6 separate regions of the Homo sapiens genome follow, and regions 1, 2, 3, 4 and 6 are each linked to region 5. The links are chromatin contacts, found by Hi-C or POLR2A ChIA-PET in ENCODE. All regions are on one chromosome and are shown on one strand. Each heading gives the region's core, a stretch centred on a gene start or an enhancer-like site at or near the end of the contact. The rest is flanking DNA. Distances are from core to core; before and after follow the strand shown.

What was found. A loop is a pair of places that touch in the nucleus more often than their neighbours do. ChIA-PET counts read pairs that join two places held with the same protein, here RNA polymerase II (POLR2A). Pooled maps may share reads with other maps.
Region 1: a loop to region 5 is called in a pooled map, with 9 times the contacts of the local background. The contact joins the promoter of KLHL11 here to the promoter of RETREG3 in region 5. A Hi-C loop is called at or near these places in 6 of 50 pooled maps. POLR2A ChIA-PET finds 5 or more read pairs at or near these places in 4 of 52 experiments (A549, IMR-90, activated CD4-positive, alpha-beta T cell and 1 more).
Region 2: a loop to region 5 is called in a map of naive thymus-derived CD4-positive, alpha-beta T cell, with 12 times the contacts of the local background. The contact joins the promoter of DHX8 here to the promoter of RETREG3 in region 5. A Hi-C loop is called at or near these places in 1 of 168 maps with a recorded cell type or tissue (naive thymus-derived CD4-positive, alpha-beta T cell) and 6 of 50 pooled maps. POLR2A ChIA-PET finds 5 or more read pairs at or near these places in 2 of 52 experiments (activated B cell and activated T-cell).
Region 3: a loop to region 5 is called in a pooled map, with 5 times the contacts of the local background. The contact joins the promoter of TMEM106A here to the promoter of RETREG3 in region 5. A Hi-C loop is called at or near these places in 4 of 50 pooled maps. POLR2A ChIA-PET finds 5 or more read pairs at or near these places in 4 of 52 experiments (GM10248, OCI-LY7, WTC11 and 1 more).
Region 4: a loop to region 5 is called in a map of naive thymus-derived CD4-positive, alpha-beta T cell, with 23 times the contacts of the local background. The contact joins the promoter of NBR2 here to the promoter of RETREG3 in region 5. A Hi-C loop is called at or near these places in 1 of 168 maps with a recorded cell type or tissue (naive thymus-derived CD4-positive, alpha-beta T cell) and 12 of 50 pooled maps.
Region 6: a loop to region 5 is called in a pooled map, with 13 times the contacts of the local background. The contact joins the promoter of ODAD4 here to the promoter of RETREG3 in region 5. A Hi-C loop is called at or near these places in 5 of 50 pooled maps. POLR2A ChIA-PET finds 5 or more read pairs at or near these places in 4 of 52 experiments (B cell, OCI-LY7, PC-9 and 1 more).

What each region holds. Positions count from the first base shown.
Region 1 is chr17:41,863,892-41,867,310 of GRCh38, reverse strand. It overlaps KLHL11 (kelch like family member 11), which reads left to right and starts at 1,888. Exons shown (of 2, transcript NM_018143.3): 1 at 1,888-2,485. The coding sequence starts at 1,941. It overlaps ACLY (ATP citrate lyase), which reads left to right. Exons shown (of 29, transcript NM_001096.3): 29 at 1-393. RefSeq lists enhancers at 703-1,203, 1,204-1,704 and a silencer at 1,738-1,927.
Region 2 is chr17:43,482,405-43,485,662 of GRCh38, reverse strand. DHX8 (DEAH-box helicase 8) reads right to left here and starts at 1,688. Exons shown (of 23, transcript NM_004941.3): 1 at 1,478-1,688. The coding sequence starts at 1,625. RefSeq lists enhancers at 1,424-1,853, 1,153-1,995.
Region 3 is chr17:43,210,468-43,213,881 of GRCh38, reverse strand. TMEM106A (transmembrane protein 106A) reads right to left here and starts at 2,007. Exons shown (of 9, transcript NM_145041.4): 1 at 1,960-2,007; 2 at 1,488-1,655; 3 at 630-861; 4 at 1-54. The coding sequence starts at 840. It overlaps NBR1 (NBR1 autophagy cargo receptor), which reads right to left. Exons shown (of 21, transcript NM_005899.5): 21 at 2,194-3,414.
Region 4 is chr17:43,124,307-43,127,638 of GRCh38, reverse strand. NBR2 (neighbor of BRCA1 lncRNA 2) reads right to left here and starts at 2,082. Exons shown (of 8, transcript NR_138145.1): 1 at 1,869-2,082. It overlaps BRCA1 (BRCA1 DNA repair associated), which reads left to right and starts at 2,275. Exons shown (of 23, transcript NM_007294.4): 1 at 2,275-2,368. RefSeq lists enhancers at 83-896, 1,825-1,914, 2,044-2,068, 1,965-2,094, 2,201-2,223, silencers at 903-920, 2,944-2,979, cis regulatory regions at 945-974, 1,325-1,354, 2,031-2,039, 2,201-2,223 and promoters at 2,024-2,290, 534-2,290.
Region 5 is chr17:42,607,942-42,611,340 of GRCh38, reverse strand. It overlaps RETREG3 (reticulophagy regulator family member 3), which reads left to right and starts at 1,967. Exons shown (of 9, transcript NM_178126.4): 1 at 1,967-2,255. The coding sequence starts at 2,017. TUBG1 (tubulin gamma 1) reads right to left here and starts at 1,658. Exons shown (of 11, transcript NM_001070.5): 1 at 1,555-1,658; 2 at 1,121-1,233; 3 at 751-918. The coding sequence starts at 1,603. RefSeq lists an enhancer at 1,976-2,085.
Region 6 is chr17:41,928,751-41,932,052 of GRCh38, reverse strand. It overlaps ODAD4 (outer dynein arm docking complex subunit 4), which reads right to left and starts at 1,436. Exons shown (of 12, transcript NM_031421.5): 1 at 1,216-1,436. The coding sequence starts at 1,329. It also overlaps a transcript of ACLY not described here. RefSeq lists enhancers at 1,328-1,427, 1,608-1,697, 1,410-2,313.

The sequences.
Region 1 (3,419 bases), core at 639-3,138, 740 kb after region 5:
TTAAAGATCTTTTTGTATGTTACGTGTTAAGGGCTTGTTTGGTATCCCACTGAAATGTTCTGTGTTGCAGACCAGAGTCTGTTTATGTCAGGGGGATGGGGCCATTGCATCCTTAGCCATTGTCACAAAATATGTGGAGTAGTAACTTAATATGTAAAGTTGTAACATACATACATTTAAAATGGAAATGCAGAAAGCTGTGAAATGTCTTGTGTCTTATGTTCTCTGTATTTATGCAGCTGATTTGTCTGTCTGTAACTGAAGTGTGGGTCCAAGGACTCCTAACTACTTTGCATCTGTAATCCACAAAGATTCTGGGCAGCTGCCACCTCAGTCTCTTCTCTGTATTATCATAGTCTGGTTTAAATAAACTATATAGTAACAATGAAGGCATACTGCTGGCTCCTGGCATCCATATCCTTTGATCTGTATTCCTTTGTAACTGTACTTTTTTCCAGACAGGGTATCACTCTGTCGCCCCAGGGCTGGAGTACAGTGGCACCATCACAGCTCACTGCAGCCTCCATCTCCTGGGCTCAAGCAGTCCTCCCACTCCAGCCTCCCAAGTAGCTGGGACTACAGGAGCATGCCACCACTCCAGGCTAACTTTTGTATTTTTTGTGGAGATAAGGTTCTGCTGTATTTCCCAGGCTCTTCTGGAACTCATGGACTCAAGCAATCCATCCTCCTTGGCCTCCCAAAGTGCTGTTACAGGCGTGAGCCACTGTGCCTGGCCTGGCCTGAACTGTACTAATAGTTTCAGTATATATGGTTTTAAAAATGCTCATCTACGGTCAGGCGTGGTGGCTCATGCCTGTAATCCCAGCACTTTGGGAGGCTGAGGCGGGTGGATCACGAGGTCAGCAGATCGAGACCATCCTGGCTAACACGGTGAAACCCCGTCTCTATTAAAAATACAAAAACTTAGCCAGGCATGGTGGCGGGCGCCTGTAGTCCCAGCTACTCCGGAGGCTGAGGCAGGAGAATGGCGTGAACCCGGGAGGCGGAGGTTGCAGTGAGCCGAGACCCGCGCCACTGCACTCCAGCCTGGGCGACAGAGCGAGACTCCGTCTCAAAAAAAAAAAAAAAAAAAAAATTAGCCTGGAGTGGTGGCGGGCGCCTGTAGTCCCAGCTACTCGGGAGGCTGAGGCACAAGAATCGCTTGAACCCGGGCGGCGGAGGTTGCAATAAGCGAAGAGCGCGCCACTGCACTCCAGCCTGGGCGACAGAGCGAGACTCCGTCTCAAAAAAAAAAAAAAAAAAAAAATTAGCCTGGAGTGGTGGCGGGCGCCTGTAGTCCCAGCTACTCGGGAGGCTGAGGCACAAGAATCGCTTGAACCCGGGCAGCGGAGGTTGCAATAAGCGAAGAGCGCGCCACTGCACTCCAGCCTGGGCGACAGAGCGAGACTCCGTCTCAAAAAAAAAAAAAACAAAAAACCCAAAACAAAACAAAAACAAAAAGAAACAAAAAAAAAAACGGATAACGAGTAACTCATTCATCCCTCATCCACTTAGCTGGGGCTAGATCTTATAAAAATCCTGTATTGCCACTCAAGGCTTTAACAACAGGTGATGGTCTAAGGTGGCTTTACTCGACAAAATGACTGCAGAGAGCATGCTACCCACTAAGGAAAGGAAGCGAGCCATACTCGCACCGACGCCCTGGGGGTAGGCCTGGGGCGAAGTCTTCTGGACTGGGCGACTGTTACTGACGGACCTCACCAAGGCAGGCAGAGCTGCTGGAGGCGAGGCGGCGCTGCTGGAGGCGAGGCGGCGCTGCTGGAGGCGAGGCGGCGCTGCTGGAGGCGAGGCGGCGCATGTGCGGCCGGCGGGCGACCTGGCCCCGCCCCGCGCGCACTATTTAATCCCAGAATCCCTCTGTGTCGTACCAACAGCCGCATCGTTCCGAGGCTGTGGAGGCCGGGCGCAGCGGCGTCAAGATGGCGGCTGCGGCAGTGGCGGCGGCGGCGGCGGCGGCCGCGGCTGCATCTCTTCAGGTACTGGAGATGGAGAGCATGGAGACGGCCGCCGCCGGCTCGGCAGGACTGGCCGCCGAGGTCCGAGGCAGCGGCACGGTGGACTTCGGGCCTGGGCCGGGGATCTCTGCAATGGAGGCGAGCGGGGGCGATCCGGGCCCAGAAGCCGAGGATTTCGAGTGCAGCTCTCACTGCTCAGAGCTGTCCTGGCGGCAGAACGAGCAGCGGCGCCAGGGCCTCTTCTGCGACATTACCCTGTGCTTCGGCGGGGCTGGAGGCCGCGAGTTCCGGGCCCACCGCTCGGTACTGGCTGCCGCCACCGAGTACTTCACGCCCCTGCTCTCGGGCCAGTTTTCCGAGTCCCGCTCGGGACGGGTGGAGATGCGCAAGTGGAGCTCCGAGCCGGGGCCCGAACCCGACACAGTGGAAGCCGTAATCGAGTACATGTACACCGGGCGCATCCGCGTCAGCACGGGCAGCGTGCACGAGGTGCTGGAGTTGGCCGACAGGTAGGCGAGGGAGGCGGGAGCGCGGAGGGCGGCGGGCGCGGAGAGGGGGAGATGCTCGCTGGCGGAGGGGAGGGCAGTGCCTGCCACGGCAGCTCGCGAGTCCTGAGTGAATGCATTGGTTTCACACTCGCTGAGCGCCTGCTTGGGGGCAGCCACCGCGGTGGGCGAGGAGGATGCACCATCAGGTCCGGCGAGGGCGCCCCGCGCCCAAGGAGCTCAGATACTAGGTGATGGGACAAAAGTGATGAAAAGGAAAGTCAGTATGTGGTAACTGTTGTGCTGACGTTCAAAAGGAATGAAAGGCTAGGGATTGAATAAAGATCTTTCTGAAGAGGTGAAGTTTAGATCGACCTCTGAATGTCAAAAAATAACTGACCGTGCAAAGATGGGGAATGAATATTCCAGACAGCGCAAACGCCCTCAGGCAGGATCCAGTTTGGCTTAGAGAAGAGAATTAAAATATAGTCCAGTGAGGCTGGATCTAGTGGATGAAGGGGAGAAGGATGCGTGAGATGCGTTGGAATAAGGAGTTTGGATTTCACTAAGTGTGATAGGAAGCTGGGTAAAGAAATAGCTCATTTAAATATTTTAATATTATTCTGCCACTGTGTTAAACGGATTGTAGGGAGCAGGAATGCTCCAGAGACTGGTTAGAAGGCAGGTAATACCGTTTATAGAGATGGAGAGGCGTTTGTTTTGGCAATTATCATCTTACAGATACATTAACAAAAATGCCTATTGAGCGCCTATTACGCATCAGCTCAGATGCGGGATTCTAAGGTGCTAGGGTTTCAGCAGTGATCAAAACAGACAAAAGTCCTTTTCCTTATCGCACTTAGGTTGGTAGATGGACGGTAAATAAGTAAAATGTATAGCCTGTTGGATGATTGTTAAATGTATAGCCTGTTGGATGATTGTCATCACTGATGAAAAA
Region 2 (3,258 bases), core at 439-2,938, 870 kb before region 5:
GAGAAAGGTAAGCTCCCTGAAAGCAGAAATCTGTCTTGTTCTCTGTGGTATGCCTAGCCCCCAGCTCAATATTTGCTGAATAAAGGAAACATATTAACGAGATAGCAAAACCGACGAAATTATCACCTCATTATCAACTAAAAGAGAAGAATCCTGCGGGAAAAGTTATATAGGACAGACACATCTTGGCTGGGAGGCAAGAGAAAAAAGTAAACTAAAATATACTGGCTGCAGGGCATCTTCCTAAATGCTATATGGTGACCCTGTGAAGACATCGTCCCACTTCACAGATGAGAAAAACAGCTTCAGAGAAACTATGAATCTTACCAAAGGTCACTCGTCTAACTTCCCTAACCCCTCCTGTCACCTGCCCCTTCCCTTCCATCCCTCCGGTTGATGACTTTATCTTCATTTAGGAAACTGAAGAGTGGGCTGGAACTCTCTCACTCATCTTCCCACCACCAATCTCTAAACTCATCTGAATCTGCAACTGTATTCTCTGTCCTCGCTCCTGTTACAACTGAAGAAGCCTTGCTGTACGTACCAAAGGTCAATCCATCCATTGGTTGCCCTTGATCCCATCCATCCTCTGTACCTTCATAAAGGCTCCATCTGTCTATGGCTTTAGCTTTAGGACCCTAGCCTTTTCTAATTCCTCAGTTTCGGCTCCCCAGATGTAGTTTGCCCCAAAACATCTAGTGACTGGTGTTTAAGACATAGTACAGGACGCAATGGCTCACGCCTGTAATCCCAACACTTTGGGAGGCCGAGGGAAGAGGACTGCTTGAGCCCAGAAGTTCGAGACCAGCCTGGGCAATACAGTGAGACCCCCGTCTCTACAAAAAATTTAAAAATGAGTCGAGCTTGGTGGCGCCCGCCTGTAGTCCCAGCTACTCGGGAGGCTGAGGTGGGAGGACTGCTTGAGCCCAGGAGGTGGAGGCTGCAGTGAGCCGAGATCGTGCCACTGCACTCCAGCCCGGGAAACAGAGCGAGGCCCTGCCTCAAAAAAGAGTACAGGATGAACGGTCAAAGAACACAGTTAAAAGCACAGACGCTAACTACTATGTCACAGAGTGGCGTGAAGACCAAATAAAATAATGTCAATAAAGAGCTGAGCATCGCATCTAGCACATAGTGAGCACCCAATAAACGTCAGCCATCATCGTCGTCATCGCAGCATCTGCTGCTGTTGTTGTTAAACATGTTTAATTGAGGCTGAAAAAACAAACAAAAAACAATCAAGCAGAGATGACCGCCCCGGGCTTCACTGACAGCTCTGGGAAAGTTTCTAAAGTTTCTCGAGGGCTCTCAAGCCGAGGCCACGGCAGCGTGTACCCTGGGCACCGGTGTCTGCGACAGAGAGAGACAGATTCACACGAACATACTTTCGGTCCATCAACCACCTTTCTCCTTCCTCCTTCCTCCTTCCGCTTCCCTCAATCCCAAACTGAGGTCCCAGGGACCTCCCCGAGCTCACCAAGGTCCTTGTCGTTGATCCCCAAGTGATTGTCCAGCTCAGTGCAAACCTTTGACACCAAAGACAGGTACTCGAGTTTGGCAAGTTCTTCCGCGGGGCCTGGCTCCGACCCGATTAAGGCTCCCGCCATGGCTACAGCCACAGCCATGGCTATAGCTTGCCCAGAACCTCCTTCCTCACAGCCGGCGCTCAGAGCTACTCCGGCCGGGTTCCAGCTTTCACTTCCGGGTCAGCGCGCGTCCCCTTTGTTTACGGTAAATTGAAAATTTGAGGAACGAATCAAGTCCCAACAGGATGGATCATAGAGATCAAACAGGAAGTGCTTAAGGAAGGGACAACTAGAGTGGGTTACTCTGCACGCCGATCTGCGCCCTCTACAGGCGAGAAAAATCTCCGCCCGCCCTCAGGCCTGGAAACGTTCACTCAGCGCGCTCCCGCCCTGGGTCGGCAGAGGGCGACCCCGGCCTGCACAAGAGGCGCCGGGAGGCAACCGCAAAACAGCCTGCGCCTGCGCTTTAGAACACTTGAAAAAGGAATCTTAATGCACGTCTGGAAAAAGACAAACTTGCTTTACTGTGGATCCGCAAATTCCCGGCCTCACTTCTTTGTGGTTCCTGTCGTCCGATCTCAAGTGACCCTTGACAAGCCAGTAGGCAGTAGATTGCCTTCTCTTGTTTTACACACGAAGAAACTGGCACTTCCACTGCCAGCTGGCTGCTTGGGCAAATCAATCTCTGGGGCCTTAGTTTTCTCATCTGTAAACTAGAATAATGTTGCTCTACCCTAAATGGAATAACTGCAAGGAGTGTGACACAGAGTAGGCACACCGCAAATGACAGTTACTGTTAATATCACAAGGCTAGGCCGGGTGCAGTGGCTCACGCCTGTAATGCCAGCACTTTGGGAGGCCGAGGCTGGTGGATCACTTGAGGTCAGGAGTTCCAGACCAGCCTGGCCAACGTGGCGAAACTCCATCTCTACTAAAAATAGAAAACTTAGCCGGGCGTGGTGGTGGTGGGCGCCTGTAGTCCCAGCTACTCGGGAGGCTGAGGCACAAGAATCGCTTGAACCCAGGAGGCAGAGGTTGGAGTGACCTGAGTTCACACCACTACACTCCAGCATGGGCGACAGAGTGAGACTTTGTCTCAAAAAAAAAAAAAAAAAAATTCAAGGCTGAGATGATGGTCACAGAACTGGCCTCTGGTCTGTCAAGCACAGATCCCCTTAGTCTGGGAACCCACAGAGCCAGCTGCCTCCACTCTTGTGAAAACCTGCTTTTCAATCCCCAGTTTTCCTGTGTCCTCTCAGAACTTATTCCCCCAGGGGCTGGGCACTGTGGCTCACCCCTGTAATCCCAGCACTTTGGGAGGCCGAGACGGGCGGATCACTTGAGGTCAGGAGTTCAAGACCACTCTGGCCAACATGGTGAAACCTCGTCTGTACTAAAAATACAAAAATTAGCTGGGCGTGATGGTATGTGCCTGTAGTCCCAGCTACTAGGGAGGCTGAGGCGGGAGAATTGCTTGAACCTGGGAGGTGGATGTTGCAGTGAGCTGAGATCTCGCCACTGCACTCTAGCCTGTGCGACAGAGTGAGACTCCGTCTCAAACAAACAAAACACACACACAAAAACAACAACAAACCTTATTCCCCCAAATATCAGCTGTGCTGTAAGTCCAAGGTCATAAGCTCAGGTCTCCCAACTTCTGCTTCAGGTCTTTTTTACCTTTGTGGCAACCTTAATGTGGGATGGGGATTTTTCCCACACTCCAGTGCTCTGT
Region 3 (3,414 bases), core at 758-3,257, 600 kb before region 5:
GCTTCAGCCTCTGGTCCCCATAGGGAATGAGAGCCACCAACTGCTTCTCCAGCTCTAGAGAGAGAGAAGGTGAGAGGGAGGGCCAAGATGCAACTGTGACAAATATTTACTGTGCCAGCTTCCCAGAAGCACGCCTCCACCCACACCATAGAGCAATGTTAGAAACATGCCACATCTGCCCCAGAGCAGGACTGGAAGCACTGGACTCTGCTACCAAAGTTGGCAGCTCAGCTTTGCCATCTCTAGAATGGAAGTGAGATTTCCACTAATAGGTATGAAGAATCTCTGAAAGTCACCAGCAAATCAGAGATGCCCAGCATCTTTGGAAAGTTCATTTGTAACTTCCTGAACTGAATGAATCCTAGGACACACAGTGTTGCTCAGAAGCACAGTGGCTAGAATCCTTCTTTCCCACAAGGGGCTGGAGAATACAACCAGGGAAGGAGGGCAGGTTTTTGCAGGGAACCCAAGGATAGTTAAGTATCTCCCTGGCCAGCCTGAGACTGGGAGGTCAAGAGCTGGGAGCAGATCTAACCCCATCCAAGGAGACTCAGAGGGGCTGCCCCAGGCCAACAGGCTAAGAACTTTCCCTGGATTCCAGGCTATTTCCAGAGCCTTGGGCCACTCACCTTGGGGAATCTTGCCACTGCCCTGGCAGGTGGGACAAGTCACGAAGCTGGCATCAGCAGTTCCTTCACAAGGCACACAGGAACAAAAAGACTTGCTGCTACCGGTGCTGGAGTAGTTGACAGCCTTGCTGCCAATGGCTGGTTTGGAGGACAGGATTGACTTGTTCTCATCCTCCCGCCAAGAGCCCAGCTGGGAAAACGTCTTACCCATTCTTCAGGGGCGGGGGTTTCACTAATGAGAAAAGACCAAAGTTCAGTGCTAAGCTTGTTAGCACTGACGCCAGATGTAATTTTGGTTTGAAGTTCTCAAGACTGGCAAGGAGCTTCACCACAGTTTAAGCAAGCTCAAGCCTAAGGAAGATAGGATGTGAAAAACTGGGTGGTCACATGGGACTCTCAGAAGTCTCAATGCATTTCGACTCCTTTCATTATTTTAAAAGAGACCAATCTGCCTACAAAAGGGAAAACAAAAGAAAAGCAGAAGTTACTTCACTTTAAGGAACTTCCATAAGTGATTGTCAGAGCATTTAATTTTTCTCTGGAAAAGTTGCTGAGCTGTCATTCAGTTTAAGGGAAGGAAGTTGGATAGGGCAGAAAAGAGATTCTTTGAATCAAGGAGAGAGGAGGCCAGACTGGTCACAGGTGTGGTTAAGACCCCTATCTAAAGAAGCCCTGGGAGAAAGCAGACACCTCACTGCTTTCTGAGGCGGGGTAAGAAAGCCTGAGGAGGGTCATAGTGATACCAGGGTCTGTCTTTCACTAGGAAAACTCAAGGCTAAATCTGGACTCTGTGTGACAGAACGAGGCCGGCAAGTGAGCCACACAGATCTTTCTGGGCTAAAATATAGGGATGCTCACCTTGTTCAGGTCTGGGATCCCAGGCTCCTCAGCCGCACGAGGGCGAGACTTCTGGAGTGCGTCTTTGGGGAGAAGGGCCTCTAAGGGCAGAGTGGGCTGGGCTGGGCTGAGCTGAGCTGGGCGGTGGTGGGGAGAAGCACCGCCTGGGGCCGGCAACCGGCCGGAGTCCTAGGGGAACGAATGTGCCGCACTGGAGAGTGGGGATAGTAAGGACGCTGACCTCCCCGAAGGGCCAAGCCGATTCCTGGGCTACATGGGGGCTCTGCCATGGGCCGACCGGGTGGAAGCGGACGGAGAAGGTGTGACTTCATTAAGGGAGGATTTCAAGTCCCACCACACACCCCTAGAGGCCGTTAGTCAAGCTTGGTACCCGTGCGGGGGGCGCCTGTGTGTTGGGCGAGGAGGCGGCAACAGGAGGTGTCTTGACCTCCGAAAGGTAAAGTAGGTATAAAGGGTCTAGGGAGGGCCTTACCCGCGGACGACTGCAGCGACAGAAACGGAAGAGAGTGGAATCGAAAATGCGGGAGCGAACACTCCCCTCAAGCTTTGACTCAGTGCCCAGGGAAGTCCCGCCCCAGCCCCTAAGGGCCCACCCCCCCGTCCCCCGGTCCGCCCCTTCGCCACGCAGCAGCCTGAGACGCTGCCAGCTCTTCAAACGTTACCCGAGGGCCCGGACGCTGCTTCCGCAAGGACTAGCCAGTCCGGGTAGGAATTTCCAAGAACATTTATTTCACCATTCTTTAGGTGGTTATGTACAAGTACATACATAACCAGGAGAGCAACCCGGGCCCTCCTGGCCCTCGATTATAAAACTCCGATGGTCAAGACAGGTCCCACCCATCAACCCAATTACACCCTGCCGCTCCACCTTCTACCCGGAAGCCCCGATTAAAACGTTTTAAATAATGAACGGCCTGGCTGGCTTGCAGTTTGAATCCTGGTTTATTTAAGTAGCATTCAGGAGTTATACTGTAAATAAACATCATTATGGCTAATGACTAATTAAAATCACCATTCATTACAAATACCAACCAGGTTAGATAATACTATTAACTATCTTTTCCCCTTCGGTCTGGGGTTCATATTCTTCCTTTTCTGGAAGTCATTTTCATGGATAAAATATTTAGCATTTTTTGTTACCTCTTCCTTCACCAACTGTACTCAACACACTTCTGTAAACAGAGTGAGAACCTGGGTTCATGGACAAGCTCTTTTCCACTTATCTTCGGGTTAAACCAAAACTTTTTCAGCAACTTTGCCCCTGTCCAAGTTTTGCAGAACACCAGCTGCCTCTTCCTGTTCTAGGCATTCTAGGGCTAGATACCTGTGAACGGACTTCAAGCATTAAAGAAGTCATCAGCATTTCCTATACCTCACACACACTCATTTGCCCACCCTGAACTTCACTGACATTAATTTAGGAGCCTGCCTTTTGCCTTTCACATGTTTCTATTTCCCCCACTGTACTGTAAAATAAGATCTGCCCTGACATTAAGAAAAAAGGCAACTGTTAAATTTACTTTTCCCTTTAAATAACGGGATTTTTTCCTTTTCTATAAGATTAGCAAAATATTTCACAATACCTATATTTTTTCCCTTAAATAAAAATGTATGCAAAATTACTATAATAGACATTGCTCAATAGGTGCTGGTAGGTTTATCAGCACACTCTTCCTCCTTTCATTGAAATGCGGAGATTCCCTTGAAGTTGGATACTCTTGAATGCACCATGGAGTCTTTAGAAAGCAACGGTGCCAATTATTAAGTATTGCAGGAAAATTACTTTCTCCTTGAGAGAGGAAGAGTAACAACATTTCTATCATGCTCTGGGTGTTATTTCAATGCCAAATAACTATGAAGCTTGAGGTGGATTACAGAAATTATGAGAATAAGAATTATGAGAATAATTCTTAAAAACAACTTCCGA
Region 4 (3,332 bases), core at 833-3,332, 520 kb before region 5:
GCATTTACAATCCCTGAGCTAGATATACACAGAGTGCTGATTGGTGCATTTACAATCCTCTAGCTAGACATAAAAATTCTCCAAGTCCCCACTACATTTGCTAGACACAGAGCACTGATTGGTGCGTTTACAAACCTTTAGCTAGACACAGAGTGCTGATTGGTGCATTTGCAAACCTTGAGCTAGACACAGAGCACTGATTGGTGCATTTACAATCCTTTAGCTAGACACAGAAGTTCTCCAAGTGCCCACCAGATTAGCTAGATACAGAGTGCTGATTGGTGCATCCCCAAACCCCAAGCTAGACACAGAGTGCTGACTGGTGCATATAAAATCCTCAGGCTAGACATAAAAGTTTTCCAAGTCCCCATCTGACTCAGGAGCCCAGCTGGCTTCACCTAGTGGATCCTGCGCAGGGCTGTGCCGGGCGCCTGCACTCCTCTCAGCCCTTGGGCAGTCGATGGGACCGGGCGCTGAGGAGCAGGGGGCGGTGCCCGTCGGGGAGGCTCAGGCCACGCTGGAGCTCACAGGGGTTGGGAGGGGGCTCGGGCATGGCGGGCTGCAGGTCCTGAGCCTTGCCCTGTGCAGGGCGGCTGGGGCCCGGTGAGAATTCAAGCGGGGTGCAGGCGGGCCGGCAGTGCTGGGGGACCCGGCGCACCCTCTGCAGCTGCTGGCCCGGGTGCTAGGCCCCTGACTGCCCGGGGCCGGGGGTGCGGGGCCCGCTGAGCCCGCGCCCACCTGGAACTCGCGCTGGCTGGCGAGCGCTGCGCGCAGCCCCAGTTCCCACACCCGCCTCTCCCTCCACACTTCCCCGCAAGCAGAGGGAGCCGGCTCTGGCTTCGGCCAGCCCAGAGAGGGGCCCCCACAGCGCAGTGGCGGGCTGAAGGGCTCCTCCAGCACGGCCAGAATGGACGCCAAGGCCGAGGAGGCGCCGAGAGCGAGCGAGGGCTGCTAGCACGTTGTCACCTCGCATTCTGAACCACAGACTCTCCAACTCTCCGGCGCTTTTCGCCCACTCGGTCCCTCAGAACACGAAGGGCTCTCTCATCCTGTCACTAAAACGATTAGCTGTCCGGAGACACGGAAAAAGTCGCCCCTCTTCTTTGCAGGATTCCTCCCTTGAACTTCTCCAAACCCTCTTAGTGTGACGTGACCCCACCCCTAGCTAACCCAGGCTGCTTCCTTACCAGCTTCCCGCCCCCTGGGGAGGCGGCAATGCAAAGACCGTCCGCTGCCAGCTCTGCCGCTATCTCTGTGGGGTGAATCTAACATGGCGGACAAAGACAGTAACTAGTCCCGTTTCTCCGCGTTTTCGCCAAGAAGATTGGCTCTTACCACTTGTCCCTCAAAACGACCACCCCATTGACTGGTGGCGATTGCGTCGACGGAGACGGGGCAAAAGCAAGCTGAACCCGAAAAATAACAAACACTGGGGCTGAGGGGTGGAACTACGAGTGCGCAGACATGGGCCAGAGCGCATTTCCCCTGCCCCAGGCAAATTCGGCGCTCACTGCGTCCCCGCAGGCCACTGACCTTACAAGACTACTTGCCCCAGACTCCTGGGGCTGGATGGGAATTGTAGTCTCCCTAAAGAGTTGTACGTATCTTTTTAAGGCCTAGTTTCTGCTTTCAAAATACGAAAACATAACACTCCAGTCCATAACTGTTGACAAGTACAAGCGCGCACAGGTCTCCAATCTATCCACTGGATTTCCGTGAGAATTGTGCCCGCTCTGGTATTGGATGTTCCTCTCCATAAGACTACAGTTTCTAAGGAACACTGTGGCGAAGACCTTTCATTCCGCAACGCATGCTGGAAATAATTATTTCCCTCCACCCCCCCAACAATCCTTATTACTTATATTTACCGAAACTGGAGACCTCCATTAGGGCGGAAAGAGTGGGGGATTGGGACCTCTTCTTACGACTGCTTTGGACAATAGGTAGCGATTCTGACCTTCGTACAGCAATTACTGTGATGCAATAAGCCGCAACTGGAAGAGTAGAGGCTAGAGGGCAGGCACTTTATGGCAAACTCAGGTAGAATTCTTCCTCTTCCGTCTCTTTCCTTTTACGTCATCCGGGGGCAGACTGGGTGGCCAATCCAGAGCCCCGAGAGACGCTTGGCTCTTTCTGTCCCTCCCATCCTCTGATTGTACCTTGATTTCGTATTCTGAGAGGCTGCTGCTTAGCGGTAGCCCCTTGGTTTCCGTGGCAACGGAAAAGCGCGGGAATTACAGATAAATTAAAACTGCGACTGCGCGGCGTGAGCTCGCTGAGACTTCCTGGACGGGGGACAGGCTGTGGGGTTTCTCAGATAACTGGGCCCCTGCGCTCAGGAGGCCTTCACCCTCTGCTCTGGGTAAAGGTAGTAGAGTCCCGGGAAAGGGACAGGGGGCCCAAGTGATGCTCTGGGGTACTGGCGTGGGAGAGTGGATTTCCGAAGCTGACAGATGGGTATTCTTTGACGGGGGGTAGGGGCGGAACCTGAGAGGCGTAAGGCGTTGTGAACCCTGGGGAGGGGGGCAGTTTGTAGGTCGCGAGGGAAGCGCTGAGGATCAGGAAGGGGGCACTGAGTGTCCGTGGGGGAATCCTCGTGATAGGAACTGGAATATGCCTTGAGGGGGACACTATGTCTTTAAAAACGTCGGCTGGTCATGAGGTCAGGAGTTCCAGACCAGCCTGACCAACGTGGTGAAACTCCGTCTCTACTAAAAATACAAAAATTAGCCGGGCGTGGTGCCGCTCCAGCTACTCAGGAGGCTGAGGCAGGAGAATCGCTAGAACCCGGGAGGCGGAGGTTGCAGTGAGCCGAGATCGCGCCATTGCACTCCAGCCTGGGCGACAGAGCGAGACTGTCTCAAAACAAAACAAAACAAAACAAAACAAAAAACACCGGCTGGTATGTATGAGAGGATGGGACCTTGTGGAAGAAGAGGTGCCAGGAATATGTCTGGGAAGGGGAGGAGACAGGATTTTGTGGGAGGGAGAACTTAAGAACTGGATCCATTTGCGCCATTGAGAAAGCGCAAGAGGGAAGTAGAGGAGCGTCAGTAGTAACAGATGCTGCCGGCAGGGATGTGCTTGAGGAGGATCCAGAGATGAGAGCAGGTCACTGGGAAAGGTTAGGGGCGGGGAGGCCTTGATTGGTGTTGGTTTGGTCGTTGTTGATTTTGGTTTTATGCAAGAAAAAGAAAACAACCAGAAACATTGGAGAAAGCTAAGGCTACCACCACCTACCCGGTCAGTCACTCCTCTGTAGCTTTCTCTTTCTTGGAGAAAGGAAAAGACCCAAGGGGTTGGCAGCAATATGTGAAAAAATTCAGAATTTA
Region 5 (3,399 bases), core at 718-3,217:
TTAATCAAATATATTAGTATTTCTGTAATAAAAGGCATCACTAATGACAGTAAGTTGGATAGAAACTATAGGGCCGGGCATGGCGGTTCACGCCTGCAATCCCAGCACTTTGGGAGGCCGAGGCAGGTGGATCACGAGGTCAGGAGATCAAGACCACCCTGGCTAACACAGTAAAACCCCGTCTCTACTAAAAATACAAAAATTAGCCAGGCGTGATGGCAAGCACCTGTAATCCCAGCTACTCGGGAGGCTGAGGCAGGAGAATCGCTTGAACCCGGGCAGCAGAGGTTGCAGTGAGCTGAGAGCGTGCCACTGCACTCCAGCCTGGGCGACAGAGTGAGACTCCGTCTCAAAAAAAATAAATAAATAAAAATTAAAAAAAAGAAACTATAAAACAGCCTGTCTTCATTGAAATTTGTTTTTGCTGATAAACTAGTTATGAAATGTCCTTTGGTTTCATGGCTTTCTGGATCCTGGAAAGGCAGATAAGGGACTGTGGACCTGTAGTACTTACTTCTAGGGTTGTTGGGAGATTTAGAAAAATTAATATATGTAAAGCACTTAGAATGACCTGGCACACTGCATTAGCTAGTGTAGGCGCTTGACAATATTACATAGTCCACTCCCTGCAGCCAGGTCTCTCCCTCCAGCATTCATACATCCCTGATCCGGTTTTCCCTCTCTTCGGGACGTCATAGAGCCTGTCCCTACCCAGCGAGTTGTGGGCCCTGCCAGGGAATAGGAAACGACCTGGGAGAATCCGCTGGCCCAGTTGTTGCCAGCTCCTCCTCCATGTTCCGACAGGTAGATGTTCTCTGGGTTGTAGAGCTTGGCATAGGGGGAGTTGAGGATGGAGTGGATCACCCGGGGTTCCAAGTCCAGCAGCACGGCCCGGGGGATGTAGTGCTCATCGTCTGCCTGTCAAGGGGAGTCCAGGAGGGGGCCCAATCAGCTAGGGCGGCCCAAGTCCGAAGTCCTCCCAACTCTGGCTCCCTCCGGCCCTCCCTCCTCAAGCCAGCCGCCTGGCCCTACTGCCCAGCGGGGTTCCCAGTACCAGGCCACTCCCTTCCCTTCCGCCCCCTTGGGCAACTGCCGCCCCCGGCCAAGTCGCTGGGGGCACCTGGTAGAAAAAGACGTCCTTGCGGTCAGTGCCCTCGGTGGCGAACTCCTCCACGATGCCCTCGGGGCTGATACCATGCTCGGCGCACAGCTGTTTCCAGAACTCGAACCCAACTGGGGGGAAGGGGCGGGCAGGGGAGAAAGAAGATATCTAGGTCCGGGCAGGTTCCAATCAGGAGCCGGGGGACTGGGCGCCTGCGTCCAGGGATAAGAAGTCAAGCCGCAGGACTCTCCCGTGTCTGAGGAAAGGACTGTACGCCAGGGACTGGGCAGGGGAGGGCCCCTCGGGGTTGGGCAAGTGGACACTGGGTCAGGGATGTCTCGCCTTTCAGAGAACTACGATTCTGGCAAGGACAGATGGAGTCCAGGATCCCACAGCGAGATCCCATTGACCCTAAGGAACCTGGCTAGCTGAGGGGCCGGAGTTTCGCTCACTCTGATTGCCGCACTGGCCCAACTGTAGGGTGATGATTTCCCTCGGCATCGCTCCTCAGGCACCGGCGTTGCAGCCGCTCCCGCCCGCAACGGCGCCGCACGCCAGCCCGCTCGCCGCAAGACGCAGGCGCCAAACAACCAGCTCCACCCACGAACTTCCTCCGCTCCAATGAGAATCGAGTTCTGGCAATGAATGGCACGTCTTTAAGCACTGGCCTTCGTTCATGCAGATTGCGCGTGCGCGGCTCCGGATGCGGCTCGGCGCCTCCGGATCCGGCTCCGCGCCTCAGTGAGGGCGGGGTACGGCGTCCTCCCTCCCCTCTGGGTGGGCGCCTGCTTGGGCCTGCGCGCAAGCGCGCTGTGGTGCGAAGCCACCTCCCCCGCCGAATCGCGCATCTGCGCAGTTGCTGTTATTGTGACTTGTCGGGCCACGGCCCCGGATGTTGTGGCTGCCGCGGGGAGATGGCTGAGGCCGAAGGGGTTCCCACGACCCCAGGCCCGGCTTCGGGGTCGACTTTCAGGGGCCGCCGAGATGTGTCAGGCTCCTGGGAGCGGGACCAGCAGGTTGAGGCGGCGCAGCGGGCCCTGGTGGAGGTGCTGGGGCCTTACGAGCCTCTGCTGAGTCGGGTGCAGGCAGCCCTGGTGTGGGAGCGGCCAGCTAGGAGCGCTCTGTGGTGCCTGGGGCTGAACGCGGCTTTCTGGTGAGAGAACTGGACCCTCGGAAACCCTCCGAGTCCCGAATTCGTTGGTTCCTCTAGGGCTCTACTTCTCGCCTGCCCTGTTTTCTTCGCTGCACTGGCTCCTTCCTGTACTTGCCTAATTTTGCCTCACCTCCTTCCACTCCATCCCGCCTGCAGGCTTCGGCACCCTAGTTCTTCCCAGGGCCGTCCACCCATCTTCTCTGCCTTACCTGTGCCCGCACCCCCGCCCCGCACATCTGGCGGGAGCTTCTGGTAACATCTTGAGCCGCTCAAGAGTGAGCGAGGGCTCCTCTTTTGAGCCCGACAAAGCTGCGTCCCTTTAAAGCCATCACTTCCTTTCTCTTGTCTGCTCAAGTGCAAGTTCTAGATTGTTTCCAGAGGTTTTAGTAGTTTATTGTTGGAGTAGAGGCGTGAAGTCTTGCAAAGGTATCCATAGGTGTGATTATAAAACAAGCTTGAGCGATTCGCATGAATTAGCATGTTATATATCTAGGAAGGAAGTTTATGAAGTCTAAGCGTCAGTGTGAGCCCCCAAAGCTGAAAATTGAAAGAAAATTACAAGCTTTTAAAGAACAGTTAGGAAATGATGACGGAGATTACACGCGTGTCAAAGCCACCTGTGATTGTAACTCCTCCCTGTTCCAAGGAATTAGAGAGGCATCCTTAGCCATGGTTTATAGGCAAGGAAATTGATGTCTAATACTGTGTGTGAGTTTTCCTGAGCTGGAAAAGTAGCACTGTAAATATGCTTTATTTGTGTGTGTCATGCTCTGTGAAAATGGAACTGCTGCTTCTCTCAGTTGTCATCACCTGAAGTGGACCTAGGACTTCATAGGATCTACCAACCATAATTTTGGATTTATTTGTAATGGAGGAGGTTCCAAGGGAACTGACTTATAGGGGGCTTTCTGCTGCTGAATGGATTAAGACTATTCTGGATAAGCCTGAAACAACAAAATATGTGTGTTTTTTAATTGTGTTTTTGCTAAAAATAGCTTTCCCCTTAAAATTTGTTTTAAAATCAAAACATTTATTATCCTTTATCTGAAAGATTTTCAGTGAGCTGAAGCAGAACAAATAATTCCAAGTTCATTGACCCGAAAACAGTGTTCAGCTATTAAGCTAATCCTCTCCCAGTTTGAAA
Region 6 (3,302 bases), core at 187-2,686, 680 kb after region 5:
GCCTGAGGCTGAGGCAGGAGAATCACTTGAATCCAGGAGGTGGAGGTTGCAGTGAGCCAAGATCGCACCATTGCACTCCAGCCTGGAGACAGAGCAAGACTACGTCTCCAAAACAACAACAACAACAACAACAACAACAACAAAAACCATCACCCAATCCCCTTAGGGTGGGATGATGCAATTTATACTAGGGTTACTATAATAATGTTGCTGGTTGGTGCAGCAGCTCACCTCAGTAATCCCAGCACTTTGGGGGGCCGAGGCAGGTGTATCACTTGAGGTCAGGAGTTCGACACCAGCCTGGCCAACATGGTGAAACCCTGTCTCTACTAAGAATACAAAAATTAGCCAGGCGTGGTGGGACATGCCTGTAATCCCAACTACTCCCTAGGCTGAGGCAGGAAAATCGCTTGAACCTGGGGAGGCGGAAGTTGCAGTGAGCTGAGATCTTGCCACTGCACTCCAGCCTGGGCAACATAGCAAAACTTTGTCTCAAAATTGATAATAATAATCATATGTTGCTTACTGGCCACCTTTTATAAGCAACGGTGTGCTGGGGACATTGAGGCTTCTGCATGCAACCTCCCATCCAATCTGCCAGCAAATGATGGGAAGGTAAGGCTGCTCTGTGGAAGGAGGCCGGTTAATCATGAAACATTTAAGTAAAAGTGGAGGAAAAGGTCACTGTTAACGCAGAGAATGGAGATTGCAAGTGGGAACTGGTAGAAAATGGCCAACCACAGGGCTTATCTGTGACAGCAGTGTGTCCATCAAAAATCAGTGAATAATAGAAACAACAGGGTCCTCCAGGCATCATCAAGACCTCAGTGTTATCTGCAATCAAAAGGTGAGGGCAGGGGGCAGGCGCAGTGGCTCACGCCTGTAATCCCAGCACTTTGGGAGGCCGAAGCGGGTGGATCACGAGGTCAGGAGTTCGAGACCAGCCTGGCCAACACAGTGAAACCCCCATCTCTACTAAAAAGACAAAATAATTAGCCGGGCATGGTGGCACGCGCCTGTAGTCCCAGCTACTTGGGAGGTGGAGGCAGGAGAATCACTTGAACCCGGGAGGCGGAGGTTGCGGCGAGCCGAGATCGTGCCATTGCACTCCAGCCTAGGCAACAAGAGCGAAACTCCGTCACAAAAAAAAAAAAAAAAAAAAAAAAAAAAAGTGACGGGTGATGGGGTGATGGATAGGTTGAGAGCTCGACTCACGTTGCTGAAGCTCTGCGCGGCTTTAGAAAATTCCCCGCACAGGTAGAGCCGCTCGCCTTCGGCCATATAAGAGGGAAAGGTGCTTCGCAAGGTCTCGCCTTCGGGGTCCGACATGGTGACCGGATTTAGAGACGCTAAAGCAGAGACAATCAAAGAAAAGCTGGAGAACCTCTATCTGGTTTGTGGAAGCTCCGTTTCTTAGCAACCATGAGATGTACAGCGACTTCCGGTTCCGCCCCCGTCTGGCAAGGGCCCGGATTCTGGGTACAACCTGCCGGCGTGCGCTTGCGCCAGTTCTGCCGCGCACTGGGCCAGGGAGTGATGATTGCGTGGCTGACGGCTGGGCTGGTTAGTGTTTGCTGTTGCACGCTCTGGCGGTTCTCTCTGGAGTTGCTGCCTGAAAAGGCTCCCTTGTAAGACAGCCAAGAAAACAGGAAGAGGGTTGGAGGCAAAGTTCCGAATAGGGATGAGGCATACGTGGTAAGGATATGTGCACGGCGTACCGCCATTAGGGGGAGAGAGCACTGGGCTTGGAGTCAGCAGACTTGGGCTGACTTCGCTCCTGTCACTTCCTAACTGCGTGACCTCTCGCGGGGCATGTAAGGGCTCCCAGCCTCGAATGTTCCACCTGCCAAATAAATATGAAAATAATGGAACACTCAGGGATGCGAGGATTTGCATAAGAAAACATGGAAAATAACGTTGGGTTCAACATAATTTAACGCAGTTATTTGAGCAGCTACTAGTAGCGGGCCTTGACCAAGGCATATTCTGACGTCCTTCCCCATTCCCTCACCATCACCACTCCTCCAAAAGTGGACTAGGTGCTTCTTCTGGGCTCCAACGATACCCTAAGTAGCTTGCTTAACTGCCTTTACTACGTTACTTCCAAAACGTCCTAATGTCATTGTTAAAGTTTAAATAGTAAAAAGATGTCTTTAACTACAAATGCACACACACACACACACACACGGCATACATGTAAAACTGGGGATATTTGAGTAAGATCAGTGGATTGTATCAGTGTCAATTTTCTGGTTGTGTTATTGTACTAAAGTTTTTAAGGATGTTACCATTGGGAGAAACTGGGAAAAGGGTACATGGGATCTCTTTTGTATTTATTTCTTATGAACTGCATATGAATCTATGATTATCTCAAAAGGTTTAATTCAAAATATAAGAAATAATATGGTCCCTGCTTGAAGGAGTTTTATCTAATAGGGGAGAAAGATGTATAAACAAGTAACGGCCACTTAAGTGATATTAACTAGTAATTAAAAGTTCTGTGTGCCTGTGAGGGAGATGAGGACAAAGTGGTGTGAAACCCAGGCAAATGAATGATTCAGCCAGGGTCTGGGATGGGTTAGAGACATGTTCATAGAGGGGTAATATTTGAGCTGAGGGTGAGTATGGTGGAGCCCAGTAGACGTAAGTAGAGAATGAGAGCTAGGTGTGGTGGCTCATGCCTGTAATCCCAGTACTTTGGAGACTGAGGTGGGAGGATCGCTTGAGCTCAGGAGTTCGAGACCAGTCTGGGCAACATGGCGAAGCCCTGTCTCTACCACAAATACAAAAGTGAGCTGGGTGTGGTGGCGTGTGCCTGTAGTCCCAGCTACTCAGGAAGCTGAGGCAGGAGGATCACTTGAGCGTGGGAGGTCGAGGCTGCAGTGAGCCATGTTTGGGCCACTGCATTGTAGCCTGTGTAACAAAGCAAGACCCTGTCTCAAAAAAAAAAAAAAAAAAGGAAATAACATGTGCAAAGGCTGGAGGTGTGTACATTCACAGGGTGTTTAAGGAGCAGCAACAGGTTTAAGGACCTGCAGTGAAACTGGTCCTGTTCTAAGTTAAGGTGGGCTCATTGATGAGTTGAGGACTGTTGCTGGAGCAACCAGGATTAATCAGAAAAAAACCTCCTGCAAGGAAGAGATCTACAGATTCAGTGCAGTTCCAATCAGAACTCCAGCAGCTTTTTTTTTTTTTTTTTTATGGTGGAGTCTCACTCTGTCACTCAGGCTGGAGTGCAGTGATGTGATCTCGGCTCACTGCAATCTCCGCCTCCCGGTTTCAAGCTAGTCTCCTGCCTTAGC